Regions from separate parts of the Homo sapiens genome. Here region 1 is linked to region 2. Evidence: read pairs that join two places in POLR2A ChIA-PET (ENCODE). Cell type or tissue: PC-3. All regions are shown on one strand.

Region 1 (2,500 bases), 60 kb before region 2:
GCATAAGCTTATACTTTTGGTAGATATTCCCCCTTGGAATTTGACAGTTTCTATGGTGAAATGGCAGAAGGTAACAACTATGTTGAAATATCAAGGAGGAGATTAAGCTTTATATTTGCTTATTTGTTGTAGCTACATTTTAAAAAAAAGATTGAACTTGATGACTTAGGTTTGCATTGATCTTTTTTCCCCCTTAAACATAATGTACTATGTATTAACATCTAAAGGAAACCTGCTCATCTCCCTGAAGCAGACTGCTGAGGAATTACATTTGCTCAAGAATTTTTTCCGTCAAATTGTGAACTTTTAATTCTTGCATTGTAATTGGCTGTGTCCATAAGAAATCATTTATTCTTCAGGCTTAGACATTCATGGATATGCTTTTCTTTCATTAGGAACATTTTGCTGGTGATGAGGAAGCATTTAGCTGAATAAGTTTAAAGCCCTTTATACAGAGAATTCTACAAGTTTGCAAATATTTTAACAATATTAAATGTGCAATAGAACTTTTATAAAATAATTAGAACAGAGATTTTACAGTTAAGGTTTCAAATTGTGGCAGGTGGTACTGTTGATCTCAGGGTACTTTCTGGGATTGCTCACATTTCTCTAATGTACTGCACTTGATGCCAGTAGGAAAGAAGCTTAAGTGTCTTCAGTTCAAGATTGATAGAGCCCTTGGCATTTTATTATCACATTCTTAGTTCTCAGGTTGGGACTTCAATTACTGCTGCAGAGCAGTAGTGGTTAAAAATAAGATATTGGAATTTATTAAAAGATTTTTGTTCAATACATTTTAGATTAGGATTGACAAGTAAAGATACTGCTATGGAATGATACATTGTATTTTCTGCATTGTGTGAAATAGTTTTTATTGAAAGTCAAGTGACATTTCAAAAGAAGTTCTATAACAATTATGTTTCATGCTTAAAGTAAAAATTCCCAGAGTTTAGTTTAGAAAATGTAATCTTTTAAATTTCAGACTGATATATTCCCAGTATTTTCATAATGCCATGTTTTGATAAAGTACTGAATCACCACTTTATATCCACAAAGGCAAATAACTAATGTATGATAATAGAATAATTTGCACTAATTATTGTAAATATGTCTACTCTTCAAATGAGTAAAAGGTCCAATTTTGTGAAAGATTGAAAATGAATTGAATGCCTAGTAGAGTATAGGAGAAGTTGACCAAGGAAGGATTTAACCTGGTGCCAAGGTTAAAATAACATTTCTCTACTGCCTATTGTTTATGTTAAACCTTAATTTTTTTTCTGTAATCACTTTTAACACTGCTAATAGAAATTATGTTTTCATGTGTTTCACATGAAAAAGTATATATATACAAAGTTAATATAGTGGGTAAAATACTTTACATAGTCACACATTTACAAATTTTTCAAGAGGTTAGCCACTAAGACTTTAATAATTTTACAAGGGAAAAAGCCTTTTTTTTTCTTTGATATACAGTTTTTTCTTCTTAGTTCTGCATTAGAAATGGCATCTGTTTTAGGTCTCAAAATATAACTCAGCTGTTTCACACTGTATATGTACATTGTTTTCTGTAGGAATAGGATAATGATATATAGGATCATGATATTCCTTCTATCCATGTGCCAAATGGGTGTAATGTTTATTTACTGATGCTTTATGTTACCAAAACATACAGTAAAAAAGTAGAAATTTATGAAATACTTTTGATAAAAAGTTTATTTTGTGCTTACCAAAAGGAATGCTTTCACAATAGTGTATCAGTTCTTTTGTTTTGTTAAAGTTGGAATTTATTCTGTTGCCAGCATTTAAGTAGTCATGGCAAGTCCTGTTTTTAAGACCTTTTGGAGACTGGAGCTTTCTGTTCCATTAAGTCTTTTGTTTATACTACAAATTGTCACCTCACTTAGTTCAGATGAAATCTGTTACTCTACAAGGAAGGTGTTCATCATTAGGAGGCAGCTTTACTAAGCTGGTGCTTTGCATGGTAGCAAGTGCTGCCCTTTATCAGCACCCTGGGTCATAGTGTAGGCTAGAGTTAAGGCACTGGCAGACTTAGGGATGCTGGACAGACCTGTAGTTCGTTTTAAGTCATGTTCACAGGAATTTCTACAATAATAAACCCATCATCTCCATAGGTCAGATCGAAGTGCATTCCAATGCTAAATAGAAGTTATGAGTGGGTTTAACAATTTTAGATGATTCAGCTTTTGTTCCATTACTGTTGAACTATATGAACTATTCCATTACTGCAGAGATTTAAGTATCTGTTTTAATAAGCTCTTTTTGTTATTTAAAGGCTGCCCATGGGTTTCTGCCTAGTGGTAAAGCTGATTGTTACCCTCCTTTGAAATCCCTTCTAGTTCTGAGATGCTTTGAGGGTAACTGGATTCGATTTTGGGATATCTTTTCTCACATTCAGACTTACACTTAATGGTGTTAGAAATCAACAAAACTCCTTTTTAAAAAGAAAAGATATTAAGCCTGCCTACTTCTACAATGCATT
Region 2 (2,500 bases):
ACAAAAGCCAAAATTGACAAATGGGATCTAATTAAACTAAAGAGCTTCTGCACAGCAAAAGAAACTACCATCAGAGTGAACAGGCAACCCACAAAATGGGAGAAAATTTTCGCAACCTACTTATCTGACAAAAGGCTAATATCCAGAATCTACAATGAACTCAAACAAATTTACAAGAAGAAAACAAACAACCCCATCCAAAAGTGGGCAAAGGACATGAACAGACACTTCTCAAAAGAAGACATTTATGCAGCCAAAAAACACATGAAAAAATGCTCACCATCACTGGCCATCAGAGAAATGCAAATCAAAACCACAATGAGATATCATCTCATACCAGTTAGAATGGCAATCATTAAAAAGTCAGGAAACAACAGGTGCTGGAGAGGATGTGGAGAAATAGGAACACTTTTACACTGTTGGTGGGACTGTAAACTAGTTCAACCATTGTGGAAGTCAGTATGGTGATTCCTCAGGGATCTAGAACTAGAAATACCATTTGACCCAGCCATCCCATTACTGGGTATATACCCAAAGGACTATAAATCATGCTGCTATAAAGACACATGCACACGTATGTTTATTGCGGCACTATTCACAATAGCAAAGACTTGGAACCAACCCAAATGTCCAACAATGATAGACTGGATTAAGAAAATGTGGCACATATACACCATAGAATACTATGCAGCCATAAAAAAGGATGAGTTCATGTCCTTTGTAGGGACATGGATGAAGCTGGAAACCATCATTCTCAGCAAACAATTGCAAGGACAAAAAACCAAACACTGCATATTCTCACTCATAGGTGGGAATCGAACAGTGAGAACACATGGACACAGGAGGGGGAACATCACACTCTGGGGACTGTTGTGGGGTGGGGGGAGGGGGGAAGGATAGCATTGGGAGATATACCTAATGCCAGATGATGAGTTAGTGGGTGCAGTGCACCAGCATGTCACATGTATACATATGTAACTAACCTGCACATTGTGCACATGTACCCTAAAACTTAAAGTATAATAATTAAAAAAAAAAAAAAAAGAAAAATGCCTGATTTCCCCTGAGGAAGAGGACCTTTTGCCAGCAAACTGCCTTTGGACTTGAGCTGCAACATCAACTCCTCCTTGAGTTTCCAGCCTGCCAGCTTACCATGCAGATTCACCAGCTTCCACAATCACACCAGCCAATTCCTTTCAGAAAATCAATCAATCAATCAATCAATTCCCCTCCCCTGTTGTTTTATTTCTCTGGAGAACAGAGGGAAACAAGTAGAAGGCCTGAATAATATAGGCTTTAATTCCATTTAGTTTAACTCAATTCAATTCAACTTAATTCATAGACATTTGTTGAGCTTCTACCATCTGTCAGACATTGCTCTAAATCCTGGCGATACAGAGGAAAATAACACATGAATCTTGACCTCAAGAAGCTCACAGTCTAGTGGGAGACCCTAAAAAGTAAGCAGACAATTATTGTACATTCTAATGGGGTAAGGGCTATGGTATATAAGCACAGGCTTCCAAACACGGCAGACAAAGCAAAAACCCTACATGTGGTATTGAAACAATATCTCTACTGCCCATCAGGGGAGCCATTCTGTAAAGTGCAAATAGGCAGGTGTTCCCAGATACATAGCTATTAAGTCTTCGTCATGAACAAGGGAGGCTACTGGTGATAAAATAATGAATAAACCATTATTTAGGGGTTCCAGGGACTTAAAGTGACTCTCTAGTTAGAGTCACTGTGTATGTCTATACACAGACACATATGCACACACAACTATCAGGCAAGAATGAGATGAATATTAACCAAGTACAAAGGTCTTTGGGAATCAGGGTAAGGAGTAAAACATTTATGTAGGCCTCTGTTTAAATCTACCCAGAGACAGAGCATTAGATAATGTTCCTTGTGAGACTTTACTAAAACGGTAAAATTTTTTTCTTTTAAAAAAAGAAGGAAGAAACGAAGGGACTATTGCAATCACTTTCAAAACCTTCATATTTTTCATGGTGTAGGTGAAGTGACTTACTGGTAAAGATTCTTTCCTCAAACAAACCTTAGTTAGACAGGCTCCTCTGAACCCCTTTTTCTATGAGGCCTTGTCTTCAAGAGCCCAGTTGTAGCAAGAACCCTGCTAGCCAGTTTAGTGAGAGTCCCCTACCCTCTACATCTGATCGCCCTCCATATCTGATCAAATTCCTCATACCCTGCCATCTCCCAGGTGGTATCTCATCACCCTGGCCTGCTTTCAGCAAGAATTTTGTTAGGTCAGGGTAGCAAGAATTCCCCCTACCCTTGGTGTCTCTTCTTAGTAATTTCCCCCCACCCTGCTCCTTGACTATAAATCCCCAACTGTCTCTGCTGTATTTCGAACTAAGCCTGAGCTCTCTTTCCTACTGTGATAGTCTTGAACAAAGTCTTCCTTACTGCTTTAACATTTGTCATGAATAATTTTTTAACATTACTCAAAGTTTAAACTAGATGTATGAACATGGTT

Evidence for each region. ChIA-PET counts read pairs that join two places held together with the same protein. Peaks named below come from ENCODE experiments on the same cell type or tissue, not always from the same donor. Only the 100,000 strongest peaks of a DNase experiment are listed, where the experiment ranks them.
Region 1: POLR2A ChIA-PET joins it to region 2 with 14 read pairs; 5 of 35 experiments call an interaction of 5 or more read pairs at or near these places.

Annotation. Positions count from the first base shown.
Region 1 is chr3:57,269,682-57,272,181 of GRCh38, forward strand. It overlaps APPL1 (adaptor protein, phosphotyrosine interacting with PH domain and leucine zipper 1), which reads left to right. Exons shown (of 22, transcript NM_012096.3): 22 at 1-2,500. The coding sequence ends at 6. All of the region lies in intron 10 of ASB14 (ankyrin repeat and SOCS box containing 14), which reads right to left. It overlaps LOC105377102 (a long non-coding RNA gene), which reads left to right. Exons shown (of 3, transcript NR_135535.1): 1 at 1-70. Among named protein-coding and RNA genes, the nearest start is that of ASB14, 22 kb to the right of the region's middle. In PC-3, no CTCF peak of the experiment used is centred here; no DNase peak of the experiment used is centred here.
Region 2 is chr3:57,329,690-57,332,189 of GRCh38, forward strand. All of the region lies in intron 62 of DNAH12 (dynein axonemal heavy chain 12), which reads right to left. Among named protein-coding and RNA genes, the nearest start is that of ASB14, 38 kb to the left of the region's middle. In PC-3, a CTCF peak has its summit at 1,603; no DNase peak of the experiment used is centred here.